Linked DNA regions of Homo sapiens: region 2 is linked to region 1. Evidence: read pairs that join two places in POLR2A ChIA-PET (ENCODE). Cell type or tissue: OCI-LY7. All regions are shown on one strand. Each heading gives the region's core, and the rest is flanking DNA. Links, peaks and the distances in the headings are about the cores only.

Evidence for each region. Peaks named below come from ENCODE experiments on the same cell type or tissue, not always from the same donor. Only the 100,000 strongest peaks of a DNase experiment are listed, where the experiment ranks them.
Region 2: POLR2A ChIA-PET joins it to region 1 with 5 read pairs; 2 of 35 experiments call an interaction of 5 or more read pairs at or near these places.

What each region holds. Positions count from the first base shown.
Region 1 is chr7:30,175,300-30,183,039 of GRCh38, reverse strand. LOC105375217 (a long non-coding RNA gene) reads left to right here. Exons shown (of 2, transcript XR_927147.4): 1 at 1-4,103; 2 at 6,058-6,651. Among named protein-coding and RNA genes, the nearest start is that of MTURN, 44 kb to the right of the region's middle. RefSeq lists enhancers at 3,817-3,866, 6,450-6,509 and a silencer at 6,300-6,359. In OCI-LY7, for the core only: no CTCF peak of the experiment used is centred there; a DNase peak (open chromatin) is centred at 3,839; H3K4me3 peaks cover 907 bases; H3K27ac peaks cover 433 bases.
Region 2 is chr7:30,297,965-30,305,704 of GRCh38, reverse strand. The region is part of intron 1 of ZNRF2 (zinc and ring finger 2); the gene reads right to left. Among named protein-coding and RNA genes, the nearest start is that of MIR550B1, 12 kb to the right of the region's middle. In OCI-LY7, for the core only: no CTCF peak of the experiment used is centred there; no DNase peak of the experiment used is centred there.

The sequences.
Region 1 (7,740 bases), core at 1,754-5,753:
AACCCCATGAGCTCTATGCTTCCTTATATTTTCACGTAACTGTTCTCTCACAATGCTGCTTTTTGTCACATGATTCTACAATATTAATCTCATAAAGCTGTGCTGCCTAACATGGTAGTCACAGATCACACATGGCTATTGAAATTTAAATCAGTTAAATGTGAAAAGTCACTTCCTCTAGCCAAATCTGAAGAGCTCAATAGCTATATGCAGCAAGACACTAAACTGTATTGGGTAGCACAGATATAGAAATTTCTATTATTCGAGAATGTTCTATTGGATGGCACTGTACAATGGATTTAGAAACTAAGACTGACCCACTTACTTTCTTCTTTTAAACCACCCATACTAAGATCAAGACTCCCAGCAACAACAGGTACCATTACATGTCATGTGCCACGCACTGAACTAAGCCCTTAGTGTATATTATCTCATCAAATCTTTGTAATAAGCTCATGTTATCATTAAGATTTATTTAGAACTCGAAGCTCACATAGTAAGAGGCAAATTTGAACTTTGAACCCAGGTCTTTCTGGCTCCAAATCCTAAGCTCTTCAACAGTCAGCTATACCAACTCCTCCTTCTTCTCCTCCTCCTCCCCCACTAACTCTGATGTAGGCCTGGCCAGGCAATCAGGGATAACGCCAAGGCTAAATGCCATGCTGTACCCTGCCAAAAGCAAGGGCAGAGCTGGGCACGAGTAGGCAGCTTGAATCATCTTGGTGGGGGTAATTCAGTCCCATCTAATTTTGGGACAAAATGAAAGCTGTGTTCTTCATAACAAATGACTGAGACTTTTCACAAACTGGATAATTTTCCAGTGGAAATACCCAAATAAGAGTAATCACTAGTAGATCTGTTAAGATTGGTGAGTAAAATTTGACATTAACCAAAAGAACTGAATGCATTGGCTTATTATTATTATTCTCTTCATTCTTTTCTTTTTGAAAGTGCTGATTTCATTCCACACATCCCATGTGCCAGCTATTATTACATTTCTGTGTTTCAAAAATTTTCTCTGGGCCAATTCGGAGAAGGCTGGCTCCTGCCCCTCATTCAAAGCAAACAGCCCGTATGTCTCCCTAAATGTTGAGCTTTTACTTTGAAGCTTAAATTTAGTCTTGTTTTTTAATGTAAACAAATCTGCAGATTAGATGGCAGAAATGTGTGTCTCTAGGAGACAGCCTATAGTGTTTCTTTAGCTCGTTGTGAAAACTCCATGTTTCGCACCGATCATGGATTTCTTACTACAGTCTTTCTATTCTTCCCTCCCTTTTTCTTTCCTTTTTCCTTCACATGTGCTATGGTTTGGATATAGTTTGTCCTCACCAAAAGTGATGTTGACATTTGATTCCCAGTGGGGTAGTGTTGGGAGGTGAGGCCTAGCAGGAGGTGTTTGGGTCATGGGGGCAGATGCCTTACAAATACCTTGGTGCTGTAACTGCAGTAGACAGTGAAATCTCATTCTGGGAAGGCTGGATCAGGAAAGGGATTCGTTCCTACAAGAGTGCATTGGTATCAAGCCAGGACACCCCTTGGATTTTGCCCCTTGGCGCATTTCCGCTTCCCCTTTGACCTTCCGCCATGTTGTGACGCAGCATGAAAGCCCTCACCAGCAGCTGAGCAGATGCCAGCTCTCTGTGTAAATCATCCAGTCTCAAGTATTCTCTTACAGTAACACAAAGCAGACTAAGACAACACGGTTCCCTGAAACTTAGCTTCTCAGTTGTCTCCATTAGCACTTTTTAATAGGTCATAACTTTGCCAGAGTAAGTAAATCCAACTTGGAACAAGTCAGACTGAGGATTTTCCCCAAAATGAGTTTCCATAGAAATCATGGTAAGCCCATGAAAGAAAATTTCCTTGGAATTAAACAAAAATGCCATACAATTGTCAGGATCTAATTCAGCCTCATCAAACTTCATCTAAAAGCAACGGTGCTGGATGGCAGAATGGAGAACTGTGTGACCTCCCTCCCAGGACCATGGTTCTCTTGAACCTGAATATGTTATTTCAGATCCAATCATTAGACCATTTATTAAATATCCATCTGGCATATCAGACACACTGGGTAATTAGCAGTGATGAGTAAGAATACAAGAGCAGACCAATTATAAAACCTCCTCCTATTAGTCATATGGTTACCAATTATCACACGCAAGCCAAATCCTGTCCATAGTCAACATTCAAAAAATAAAATCTATTAACAAGGCAGGCTTTTAAGTTCATGATGTCAGGATTGTGCTGAACTGCACACATCAGAATGGAAATACATTAGGTCAACAGATAGAGTGAAAAATACAAGATAATAAGATCCAGAAGAGTCAGAACCAAAAGAGCTGGGACCTGACAGAACCATGTGGCCAAAGCTGAATGTCAAGATTTCACGACTTGGGCAAAATTGTTACTAAGCTTAATATTGTTGCTTTGAGGGGTCTGTAAGCTTTGAGGGTCATGAACCCTGTCTACTTTTACTCTCCCTCATATCTTCAGCACCAAACAGCCCCCACCTTATAGTACATATTCAATAAGCATTTTATAAACTAGTGACTACATGAATAATGAATAAAGTGAAATTTGTCTTTTTGACCAGCTTTTCTATCTTTTGTCACAAGCACTGTCTCTCTTGGTCAAATTCTTGAGATACCTTGCAGACTATGATAAGCAATGGCCTGTTACTCAAACCTTCCTGATTTGTTTGGTTGTTCTATTCTTCATCAAACCTCAACTACCTTAGAACCCTTTCTCTCAGAGCCAGTTCATTACATGAACTTATTTATGCTGGTTAATGAATGCAAATAAGTGGACCTATTCCTTATAATAGGCTTCCATTTTAACATTTTAACATCATGGTTAGGAGTGAGGACTTTGGAGTCAGACCTGGGTTGGAATCTGCCACTTAGTAACTAAGACCTGGAGCAAGTTACTTAGACTTTTAGTTTCCTCATCTGTAAAAGGATGTAAATAGTTCAATACCTATCTCATCGTGTGGTTATGAGCATTAAAAGCAGTCTCCACGTAGAATGCTTAGCACTTAGCTCACAGTAAATCATCAGTTCTCAGAGTGTCTTCCCACACTCCAGCATCACCATCACTAGTTAGTTATGTGTTAGAAATGCAGATTCTCGGCTCCACGCTAGCTTTTGAATCAGAAACTCTGGGGGTGAGGTCCATTAATCTGTGTTTTAATCAGGTTTCCAGGTGATTCTGATGTAAGCTAAAGCTTGAGAACCACTGTAGTAAATGTTAGCTGTAGTAATAATAATAATAATAAATTATAGCTAGCATTTATGTTATAATAATGTGTTGATATTGTTACTAATTTGACAGAGACCATCTAGAATACTACTTTAGTTGAGTTGTGTTCCATCCAAGTTCTGGGAAGCCTGGGGGCTCATGGAGTTATATTGGAGGCCACTGCAAAATGAGGAGGGGCAAATCACAAAGAGAGATCTAGGTTGTCCCCAGCCCTGCTTTGACAAGTGAGCTCAGCTTTATCAGTTTTATATACTTCCGTTCCGTTCCATTCCATGTTAAGTTTGCTTGACAAAAGAGTTCTGCTCTGAGATAAATCTTGAAAATCACTGCCTTCCCCAAAGTGCCAATGGGAATTGGACTGGACTATGAGAGGGAAACAGGGGACCAGAAGATTTTCCTGGGCTGCTCCCCACAAAGGATGATTAACGCCAGCCCTGCATTCAGATCCAAACTCCACAAACAGTCTCTGGGAATTGTGCTGGGCACGGTGCCTTTTGTCAGACATCATATTATTCAGTCCTTACAAGGTGTTACTTCCCCTTCTTTTCAGATGAGAAAATGAAAGTGAAAAGAAGTTAAGTAACTTGTCCAAGGTCACACAGCTAGTGGAGCTGGGACTAGAGACAGATCACATGATTCTGAGATTTGTTCTCATTCTCCAGGAATGGCTGCTGGTCATCCTGAGTGGCTAACAACACCCCCAGGGAAATCAACCCTAGGGTGCTGGACGGACTCTGCAGAGATGTCAGATCCCACTTTTGGACTAATGGACAGCAGGCAGCTGGCTTCTGCTCCACCATTTGCTCAGCACCAAGGCCTGGGACAACTTATTGGTTCCTTACAAAGTGAGTCATGGTCACAAAGAATTAGAAAGTCCTCAGATTTTGGAGTTCAGAGGGGCTTTTCTCTATGGGCAAGTCAGTCAGGCTAGGAAGATGGTCTCAATACACTAGATATGTAGGAGTAGGGAGCTATGAGTACAAGAATCCAAATGCCAACCCTGTAGCCATGCCAACCTATAACCAGATTTATTGCATGGTTTTAGGCAAGTCAAGTTTAGTCCTTTACACCTTGGTCAAAGGCCTAAGTAAATGGTCAAACCTTTTACTTGCCATCCTAGGTGAACTTTGTTTTTTTGTGGGGTTTTTTTTTTTTTTTTTTTTTTTTTTTTAGAGTTAGAGTCCTGCTCTGTTGCCCAGGCTGGAGCAGTCATGTGATCATAGCTCACTGCATCCTTGAACTCCTGGGCTCAAGCGATTTCCCCCCACCTCAGCCTCCTGGCTAGCTAGGACTGCAGGTACAACTGCCATGTCTGGATAATTTTTCATATTTCTTTGGTAGAGACGGAGACTTGCTTTGTGGCCCAGTCTGATCTTGAACTCCTGGACTCAAGCGATCCTCCCACCTCTGCCTCCCAAAGTGCTGGGATTAGAGGCATGAGCCATTATGCCTGGCCCCAAGGTGAACTTTAAAACCAAATTAAATAATATTGAGAGATCTTTAAGCTCCTTGGAAAGTTGCACCAGATAAATATTTTTGTCATTAACTGCAGTATTACTTATTCACTTATTAGCTCATTGCAGAAACGTTTATTAAGCACTTTCCATGTGCCAGGCATTATGCCAGGTACTGGGGATATAAGGGTGAACAAGACAGCTGTGGTTTTAGCCTTCTAAGAGCCTATGATTTGGTGGGAGCGGGAATCTTCGGGAATGGTCTGTCCTGTGCTGATTACACAGAAGTGCTATTAAGTATTTATTATGTTTTAGGCACAGTGCTAAGTGCCACACACAAATTAGTATTTCACTTTCTTCTCACACTGATCCTTTGAGGTAGGAAAAATGATGTCCACATTACAGAAAAGGAAACTGGGACTCAGAAAGTTAGAGTAACCTGCCAAAGTAAAGTTCACTGTTACTAAATGACGAGATCTAATTTTAAAACCATGCTGTTAGCCTCTATGTTATAGGTATTTATGTACATACATACCCATGTATAAGGAATATGTTTTTCAGTGCTTTAGAAGGATATATATGGCCTTTAGTAAGTTTTCAATAAATATTAATTAAATCAATATACAGTTTGGGGTCGAGCTAGAGATAGAAAGTCCCAGTTGAGGAGATGAATCGGGGTGCTCCTGGGAACTGGAGTAACTCTTCTGAGGAGCACTGAAAAGAGAGTCTACTCAGTGGCAGGCTGAGAAACAGGCTTGGGAGAAGAGGGGTGCCCGAGACTGAAGCTGGGTTGCCGAGAAGCCACAACACTGGAATCATCCCTGCGAGAAGTTTTCAGGGAGCAGTGGTGGCAGAGATGGGGCGAGAAGGCTGACACCTGCCATCTTTCCCAGCTGTCACTGCAGGGCACTTGGTTGATCAGGGACTGGGCTGTCTCCACTCAAAGGACTTGGGAGAAGGCAACTCACACAGAAGGCTGGTGAGGTGGTGGCTGGCTCTCTCCTGCTCCTCTGGCCCGCCTCCTTCCCTGCAGTGGCAGTGTTACATACATGGACAGTTTGCAGGTCTGGGTAGAGAGAGATGATTTACCTGTGGTCTCTGGGGTGCAGGACTGGTTTGAAAGGTGACAGGCATTTTTATCAGCTGCTTTTATAGACAGAACACTGTTCCTCCATTTATCACTTCAGCTTCTCAGCTTTAAATTGCATTCCGTTTTGGAAACCCATGCTAATTTGCAAGTCCCACTTTTCTATTGTTAAAACCAGATTACTCAACTTCCCTGGCTAAAAGAGTACTTAGTAGAGTCACATGAAGAAAGAACTATCATCGTTCCCTTTTTGTTCAGGCCACAGCAGAGCACAATCATGGAGGATCCAGGATTGCATAGAAGGAAGCAGCCAAGCATTGGAGGTCGACATGCCTGTGCCCAAATCCCACGTGTTATGTCCTGTGTGGGTTGACACTGGGATGGCTGGTGACCTGCTCCTTGTGTTCACACCCTGTGTAGTGGGGGTGCCTCCCAAGTGTGGGCTGGCCTAGCAACTTGCTTCTAACCAAAGGTGACAGGGTGTCACTTCTAAGATTAGGTTTCAAGAGATTGTAGCCTCCCTTACAAGCAGATTCTTTATTGCCTTCTCGGGTCACACACATTGATAAAGTAAGCAGGCCCATGTGGCAAGGAACTGACAGTGACCTCCAGCCAACAGCTGGCAGGAACTGAGGCCCTTGGTCTAACTGCTCAGATGGAACTGAATTCTGTCAACTGCGGAATGCCTTAGAGGCAGGTCCTTGCCCGGCTGAGCTTCCAGATGAGCCCCCAGCCCTAGCTGACACCTGGACTGCAGCCTCATAAGAGACCCTGAAGCAGAGGATTCTGCAGAGACACACCCAGATTCCTGAGGCACAGAAACTGTGAGATAATAAATGTGTTTTTGCTGTTGTTGTTGTATTTTCTTTTTCTTACCCTGTTGCCCAGGCTGTAGTGCGGTGGCAATCATAGCTCACTGCAGCCTCAAGCTCCTAGGCTCAAGCCTCAGCCTCCAGAGTAGCTGGGACTATAGGCACATGCCCGGCTAATTTTTTAAAATTTTTTGTAGAGATGGGGTGTTGCTATATTGCTCAGGCTGGTCTTGAACTCCTAGCCTCAAGTGATCTTCCTGCCCTGGCCTCCCAAACTGTCAGGATTACAGGCATGAGCTACGTTACTCGGCTCCAGTATGGGCTGTTTCAAGTTGCTAAGTTTATGGTAGTTTGCTAGACTCTAGTGGAAGATAAGACACTTCCCACCACACAACACTCAGTTTTCTCATCTGTCAAGAGGGCAGGATAATAGTAAAAGTGATGCTAATAATATATCTGCCTCTTGGGAATTAAATGAGCAACTGTGTGAAAGACTATACACATGTTGCAGTTGTCCTGGGTTGGAGCTTGAAGAATAGAGTGAGGGATGGGCGGAGTTACTCAGGAGTTGGCAGGGCTTCTCTGCAGCCATGAAGCTTGCAGAAGGGGGATTCAGACAGGACGTCAACGGAAGGCGAAGTTGGGAAACCCAGAGACCACCAAAGCAGTTCAGCCAGACCAAGCTGGACATTCAAAGGAAAAGCAAGGAGCAGTGCTAAAAATAAGACACAAGGAGTTTTTTATAGGTGCCAGTGATACCGGTGTGTAGGAAGAATCAGTTAGGACCCTATAGTTGTTTAGATTCGTAGCAGAAACTGATTTGTGTTAAAGACATTGGAATCCAGGGCTTGGGTGCCCACACACTTGGCTCTGGGCCCCACCCTATCTTATTAATGGGACTCTCCTCCTCATGCCCATACATCCTAGGGGACTTGTCTTCAAATGTGGTTCTCCAACCCGGATCTCCTTTCCAAACTGCAAACTCTTCAATCCATCTGCCTGCTCAGCATCTCCACTTAAGATTCTAATGGGCGCCTGACATTTAACACGTCCAAATCTGAATGCCTGGTATTTCCTGTGCACTCTGCTCCAGCTGCAGCCTTCCCCAATTCAGTCTAGTTCTGACAGC
Region 2 (7,740 bases), core at 2,342-6,341, 120 kb before region 1:
TTGCTGGTAACTGGTCAACCTCATCTACAACACTGCTATAAGAATTAAATCATACACACAAAAACATGTCCACATTAAAAACTGAAAAAGTGTACTCCTTGCTAAAATGAGTTCAAGAAATGAAACTAATGGCTTACAAGAAAGATAAATTCTGGGTGGTTATTTGTTATAAAGGTTTTTTAAGTATACTTTTTAAATGACAATGTTTTAAAAAACAAGGAGAACAAACTTACAAAAATACTATCTACATGAAAATAAAAGCTAAATAAAATAAGCCATATCTCCCTTGAAGCTTAAGATATCTTTTAAAACATGAGTAAAACTAGTATAGTTACCTATTTTCCTAAGAACAATAAAACTTTACGTAAGATTAGAATGCTCGAAGCTTCAGAAAATAAGTACATTTACAATGATGAAAGACAATCAGTATCTCAAACAGCAAAACTTTATACCCAGTGGTATTCGGGTAGATATTTAACAACTGTTCTCCAGGGGAAAAAAATCCTGATTTGTACTAGTTGCTGATTTCCATGGTATAAATAGTCTGTCCTATTTCAAGTCACCAAAGTGGTATCATTGAACACAGAATAGGAAAGAGATGTGCAACTGCACACTGACAGAATTTCCACCACACAGATACAACAGGTGTCAATAACCTCAAGAACACAGATAACAGTAAAATATAATAAAACTAGGACATAAGTTTTGAGTATTTCCTTTGTTTTAAATATAATTTAAATGCAATTTATATAATTTAATTTTAATGATGGTTATATTTAACATCTGGCTTGCCGAAGTCCTAATAATTTATCAACTCCAGGAAGAGCTAGTTCCAGCACACCAGGGGCACAGAGCTCCCTTTTTAACTCACCCTAGTCCTTTATTTCCCTCATTTTCCTATAACTTTTTGGTGGGTTAATGAGGAAGCAAGTCATGCTATTTTCATCAATCAGCTCTCTCAATGATTTACCCTAAGTCTATATGATGAATATCCCTTAAGTCCACCTATCCTTGCTGTTCAAACAAGACCCAACCCATGGCCCTAAACATAATAGACTGGTAACACCCATTCATACTTTTCGGTAGTTTTATCACAGAAAAATGAAGCAATGGCTAGTTGCACCTGCTGCAAATATACTTTCCTCCACCTATTCCCTCAACATCACAATGGTTTTTGCCTCACAAGCATTTTTAAGTTTCCTAAAAGACCAAAATAATTTGCATTTACACTAATATCATTTACAAGCCATATCACTTGCAACAGTATGTTACTACTTTATTTTCTGCCAGTCTGACAGGCATAAAGTGCTATCACATTACTACTTCAGTTTGCATTTCCCTAGAAAGCAATCTGGCAAAATCCATTAAATGTAATAATAGGGAATGCTAGTCCTGGAATATAGTGGAATAAGTACTTGGACCTGCCATCCTAATTAAAACAACTCAAAATCCAGCATTTTTTTTAATCTTAAAAAACATGAATGAGCTGGCAAGAAGCTATAGCTGCTTAGGCCAGAAAAGGAGAGGAGACTGGAAACCCAGAGAGATAAAGTGAACAGCAGCAGTTGGCTTTTGCCTTCAGCTAGGATACCCTCAAAGGGTTATGACTTCACTGCGAAGGTAAACTAATATTATTAGTAAGGAGAGTAAAATAATATTACTCTCCTTACCACCACTACCCAGGCAACTTTAAGTAAAATCTATTCAACAATGACACTGGGTGGGGAAGGGACAGAAAAATCACCAATGAGAATCTGGAACCACAAATAGAGTTCCTGCTGCTTTTACAGTCTGAATTTATAATTCCTAAGTGGTTTAAAACCACTAAGCTGTATTCCCACACTTTGGCAGGCATCAGAATCACCTGGAAGGTTTATTAGAACACAGATTGCTGGTACCCTTTCTGCCTCCAAGTTTTAAGTAAGTCTGGGGGAGGCCCAAAAATGTGTGTAACAAGTTCCCAGGAGATGCTGATGCTGCTGGTCTGGGACCAACTATAATGCTACAGTGGGTAATTCAGTTAATAAAGCACCCAGCCCATACTCTGTGATCAACACAATCATATCCTACTCTTAAAGATACCTTTTTCCAGTAGGAAAACACTAACATCACAGTTTATCATAGTCTATGAGCTTATACCTCAAGGCAAAATGGGACTTGGAAGACACAAAACAAAGGGTGAGTAGACATCAGCAACACCTGGAAACTTGTTAGAAATGCAAATTCTCATTCTTCACCCCAAAACTACTCAATCAGAAACTTGGAGTGGAGCCCAGCCCTCTGGGTGATTCTCAGGCCCACCAAAAGTTTGTTTGAGCCATAAAACATCTAAAAAATTAATGATTTTAAAAAGGGGTCAAATTACTATAAAATTAATTCGGGAGATACTGAATTAAAATGAGTTAACTAGTTTTCTTTTTCTTTTTCTTTTTTTTTTTTTTGAGACAGGATCTCATTTCCATCGCCCAAGCTGGAGTGCAGTGGTGTGAGCTGAAGCCAAGTTGAGTGATCCTCCCACCTCAGCCTCCTGATTAGCTGGGACTACAGGTGCGCACTACCACGCCCGGATAATTGTTTTCTATTTTTGGTAGAGACGGGGTTTTTCCATGTTGCCCAGGCTGGTTTCGAACTCCTGGGGTCAAGCTATCCACTCGCCTCAGCTTCCCAAAGTGTTAGGATTACAGGCATGAGCCACCACAACCAGCCTTAGACTTCTTTATTACAGAACTTTAATAGGTTACAAACTTGCTCCGTTACTGAAGTCTTCCTTCCAGGAGAATCTTATGAGACCAGTATTCTACAGGATAAACTTTCATTGATGCTGTCCAGAGTGCATTTTGCTCTGTGGGCCCTGACAGTTAACGGCACACACCTGGAGTCAGATAGACTGGAGTATGAATTTGAGCTCTGAAAGCATTAGTAGTGGTAGCATGGGAGAAGGAGCAATTAAAGAGTAGCAGTGATGATGATACCGCCACCAGTTCTTTTCTGTTTAAAAAATACATGTGTTACCATAGAAAATAAATGGCAATATACAAGAATAAAACAACAGCAATATTTCTACTAGTCCGAGATAACCAATTTTTAGTGTATGGATATTACCTTGTCTTTTTTATGTACATATATACACTAATTTGGTAACAAAATTACCAAAAAAAAAAAACATAGTACTTTAATTTATATCATAATCATTTGTTTCCAAGGCCCTGATGGATGGACACTAGAGACTATACATTTCTTAAAGACGGAGGTTTTTCTTCATCCTTCTGGTCATCTTCCTATGACCAGAAAGCCTCCCTAACCTATTGCAACATGCGCTGAATTATTTTTTGACTAAATGAATAAGTAAACAAAGAAAAATAAGATACAGAGACTATGCATGATATTAGAGAACATTTCCAGTTTCCTCTATGCTCAATTTTAAGCCAGCGAAAATACAAAAGAACATTTAAGCCATGTGCAGCTTGGGTTTACAGACCACTATCATATATTCACATATAGAATGAGGAGCACTTTTCTCTAGTCCTTGCTACATACAGTAATTTTTAAAAAGTAAGAGCTCTTTAAAATATTAAGTACATGGACACAGAGCAAAAGCAGGAATGTCAAAGGCATGCCAGACAATTTGGTCCTCAACAGACTTCAGTTTTCTGTGAAGTAAGCGTATCAGTGTTCTCAAATTCCTCTAGAGTTTCTGATTCCGAAAACTGCCTTGCGAACACCAGGGAGTGAAGCGGACAGAACTGGTTCACCACCCCTGTGGCAACAGTGAAGCAGCCTCCTTCCCTGAACAAGCAGCAGCATGCTCCTGTCCACGTCTCATCACAGTTCTTTTCAGTGCACTAGCCTACAAGAGGACCCTGCTCCAGGCTACTGACCTAATTGTCTGTTCTTATATTATACATTTAATTACCTTTTCGGAGATTGTTATAATGGGATTTTTGCCCGCTCTAGTATATTCAAATCTAAGACAAAGATAAGTTTTTTTTTTTTTTTTTTTTTTTAAAAAAAGCCTCATTATCCTGTAGTCCATTTTGGAAAGTAAAGCCCAAGAAAGCAAAAGATGAAGGTTCTAAAGCTAGTTTGACTGACCTCAGAGTACCATGCCCAGTGCCTCTTCCAAAAATATTTAATGTATCAAAAGTGAATGCAGCGAACCATGCCCCAGATTGCTTTTAGTAATTTAAGTCCCTTTTCTAGCTTTTATTTATTTATCTATTTTGAGACCCAGTCTCACTCTGTTGCCCAGGATGGAGTGCAGTGGCGTGATCTTGGCTCACTGCAACCTCCACCACCCGGGTTTAAGCGATTCTCCTGCCTCAGCCTCCCAAGTAGCTGGGATTACAGGTGTGTGCCACCACACCCAGCTGATTTTTATAATTTTAGTAGAGAAGGGGTTTCACCATGTTGGCCAGGCTGGTCCCGAGCTCCTGACCTCAAGTGATCCGCCCACCTCTGCCTCCCAAAGTGGTAGGATTACAGGCTTGAGCCACGGCACCTGGCCCCTTTCCTAGCTTTAAAAACACTCTCTTCCCATGGATACTAAAGGAATCCAGGATGAGGTTCTGTCATTCCAGTTGTTTTTCTCAATCCAGGCCACTTGATAAGAAAGGCTGTAAGAGCAGAGCAGCAGACTGCTCTCATCTTTGATAAATGCAGAGTCCTTATTTAAGACAGTACGGTCTGATTGTTGTAACAACTATAAGAACTCCCCAGGCTCCTCTTGCACAAGGCTGAAATTTTTTTAGCCCCAGCTGTAATTGTGGATTACAGTTAAATTGTTTGATTCATTTATACATCCTGGGCTTAAATATGAAAACAAAAAAGAAACATATAAGCAGAAAGAAAACTACATATATCTAGCCATTGTCTACCTAATATTTAAAGATTCAGCCTATAACAAAACATAATAAATTCCCAACTCACAATTTTCATTCAACCATTTCTCTGTATTCCTTGGACAGTGAAATTTCTCCCAAATTTGGAAACAATGATCCTAAAAATAAAGCTCTCTGAACGTTCTCCTTTTCCTGGGGATTTGGAATTTGCAAATGAATCAACCACTATATCCCACTTTGCTGTAGTGAATCCTATTTAAAACACTTAATATCATCCAAAAACTGCTAATCAGATAATGTAAAATTAAAGAATAGATAAAACAGGAAGTGTTAGATTCTAATTAAGTCTATCTTTTATTAGAGCTAACCACATACTCAGGCCTCACTTATCTATCATTAATTAAACATTTGGGGTATTCTGGCTGGGTGTGGTGGCTCATGCCTGCAATCCCAGCACTTTGGGAGGCCGAGGCGGGTGGATCACGAGGTCAAGAGACCAAGACCATCCTGGCCAACATGGTGAAACCCTGTCTCTACTAAACATACAGAAATTAGCCAGGCGTGGTGGCGTGCACCTGTTATCCCAGCTACTTGGGAGGCTGAGGCAAAAGAATTGCTTGAACCCACGAGACAGAGGTTGCAGTGAGCCAAGATTGTGCCACTGCACTCCAGCCTGACAAGAGAGTAAGACTCCGTCTCAAAAAAAAAAAAAAAAAAAGACTTGTATTCATGTTTTCCCATGAAAAAATCCTCTAAATATATGTTATGGAGAAAAAGCAGGTTTTACGGCCGGGATGGCTCACGCCTGTAATCCCTGCACTTTGGGAGGCCAAGGCGGGCACATCACGAGGTCAGGAGATCAAGACCATCCTGGCTAACACAGTGAAAACCCCGTCTCTATTAAAAATACACACAAAAAATTAGCCGGGTGTGGTGGCGGGCGCCTGTAGTCCCAGCTACTTGGGAGGCTGAGGCAGGAGAATGGCATGAACTTGGGAGGCAGAGCTCGTAGTGAGCCGAGACCATGCCACTGCACTCCAGCCTGGGCAACAGGGCGAGACTCTGTCTCCCAAAAAAAAAAAAAAAAAAAGCAGGTTTTAGAAGAACACAGTATGACCACATTCTTGCCAATAACAGCCTCCATCACAAAATCACATACAAAATGAAACTACTTTTTTCTATGTACTTAAAAGTATGTAAATGAATTAAAACAGAAGTATACGTATAAAAAATAACAGTTACATCTGGGAAGACAATGGGATCAGCAAAGGAAGACTGGAAGTGACTGTCATTTTATCTAACCTGATTTTTTGGGGTTGATTCCTATTTCTTTTGCAATTAAAAAAAGAGAACTTCCAATTAAAGAGGACTAATTGAACATGTTCATACCAGAGGACTGAAAGTGACTTTCACTTTTTTTGCATCATCTGATTTTTTTTTTTTTTTTGAGACATAGTTTCGCCCTTGTTGCCCAGGCTGGAGTGCCATGGCGCGATTTCAACTCACTGCAACCTCCGCCTCCCGGGTTCAAGCAATTCTCCTGCCTCAGCCTCCCGAGTCGCTGGGATTACAGGCATGCGTCACTACGCTCGGCTAATTTTTGTAGAGACAGTGTTTCACCATGTTAGTCCGGCTGGTCTCGAACTCCTGACCTCAGGTGATCCACCTGCCTCAGACTCCCAAAGTGCTGGGATTACAGGCGTGAGCCACCACGCCCAGGGGCATCATCCAAATTTTTATAGGAGTGAATTATTATTTCTTCTGCAATTAAAAAAAAACTAAGTAAAGATAACTAGTTGTACACATTCATTAGTTTCTGCTCAGTCCAAACATCCTACTAAAATGATAAAAATGTAATTTTTAAAGGGAATACACCTATAAAAAATCAAGAAGATGAAATAAAAAGCAGTACCTTTAGACTCTGGAAAGAAAATTAAAGAATAATAATTTTCACTGCAGAACTAGGAAAGCAGAGAAGCAAACTGATTTACAGCAGGCACAAGAACTGGCAAGCACAAGATATCCCTGGAAGCAGGGGTGAAGGCAGGCCTAAAAGAGAAAGATTCATCGCCAGTCTGCGTAAGGAGCTGTGAGATCTCCTAGTTGTCCTCCCTGACTTGCAGCAGCTAAGCAACCCCAACCCTGGCACTCTACTACAAGCTTGTTATTAGGAAAGGGAAAAGTTTCTAGACTTGCAGACAACAGGAATAGCTGAAGGCAGAGGTCCTGTATTGATACTAAATATTGAGATTAAATGAAAGTATCATTTTGAGTATTAAGACTCTCAATCTTCTTCTCACTCTGCTCCTAGATCACTAGCATAAACGATTGTGTATTCCAGGCAAGAAAAGCCATTTCTGGAAAATATGACCAGCCCAAGAGAAAAGACAGTAATATCCCTAAGAAAATGGCCCAGACAGAGGACACTACATGCACAGAGAGCTTCCAATTTGCTTTTTAGTGCCCCCCACTTTAAAAGTATCAGGAGTTAGCCAAAGATCACCAAACATTTAAAGAAAATATCTAACAAAAGAATGAAGCCAAACAAACAGAAAAAGCAAGTGGGAAGAAACCGAGTCATCAGGAAAGGGAACAAAGCATACACATACATATATATACATACACATACATATATACACAAACAGATGCACATGTAAATTCGTATCAGTAATATTCTTAGAAAAAGGTATTGTACCCACAAAACAAAAATGGAATATATGAAAAAAAACTATTTTTAAAGACCTCAGAAATTTTAAAAACATTAAAAATTAAGTTAAAAATTAAAATTACAGAAACAAATAAAAATTGACAAAAGAGTTATAAGATCACGTTTTTAAAAGTCCCTATGGTGGCATGCACCTGTGGTCCCAACTACTCAAGAGGCTGAGGCAGGAGGATCACT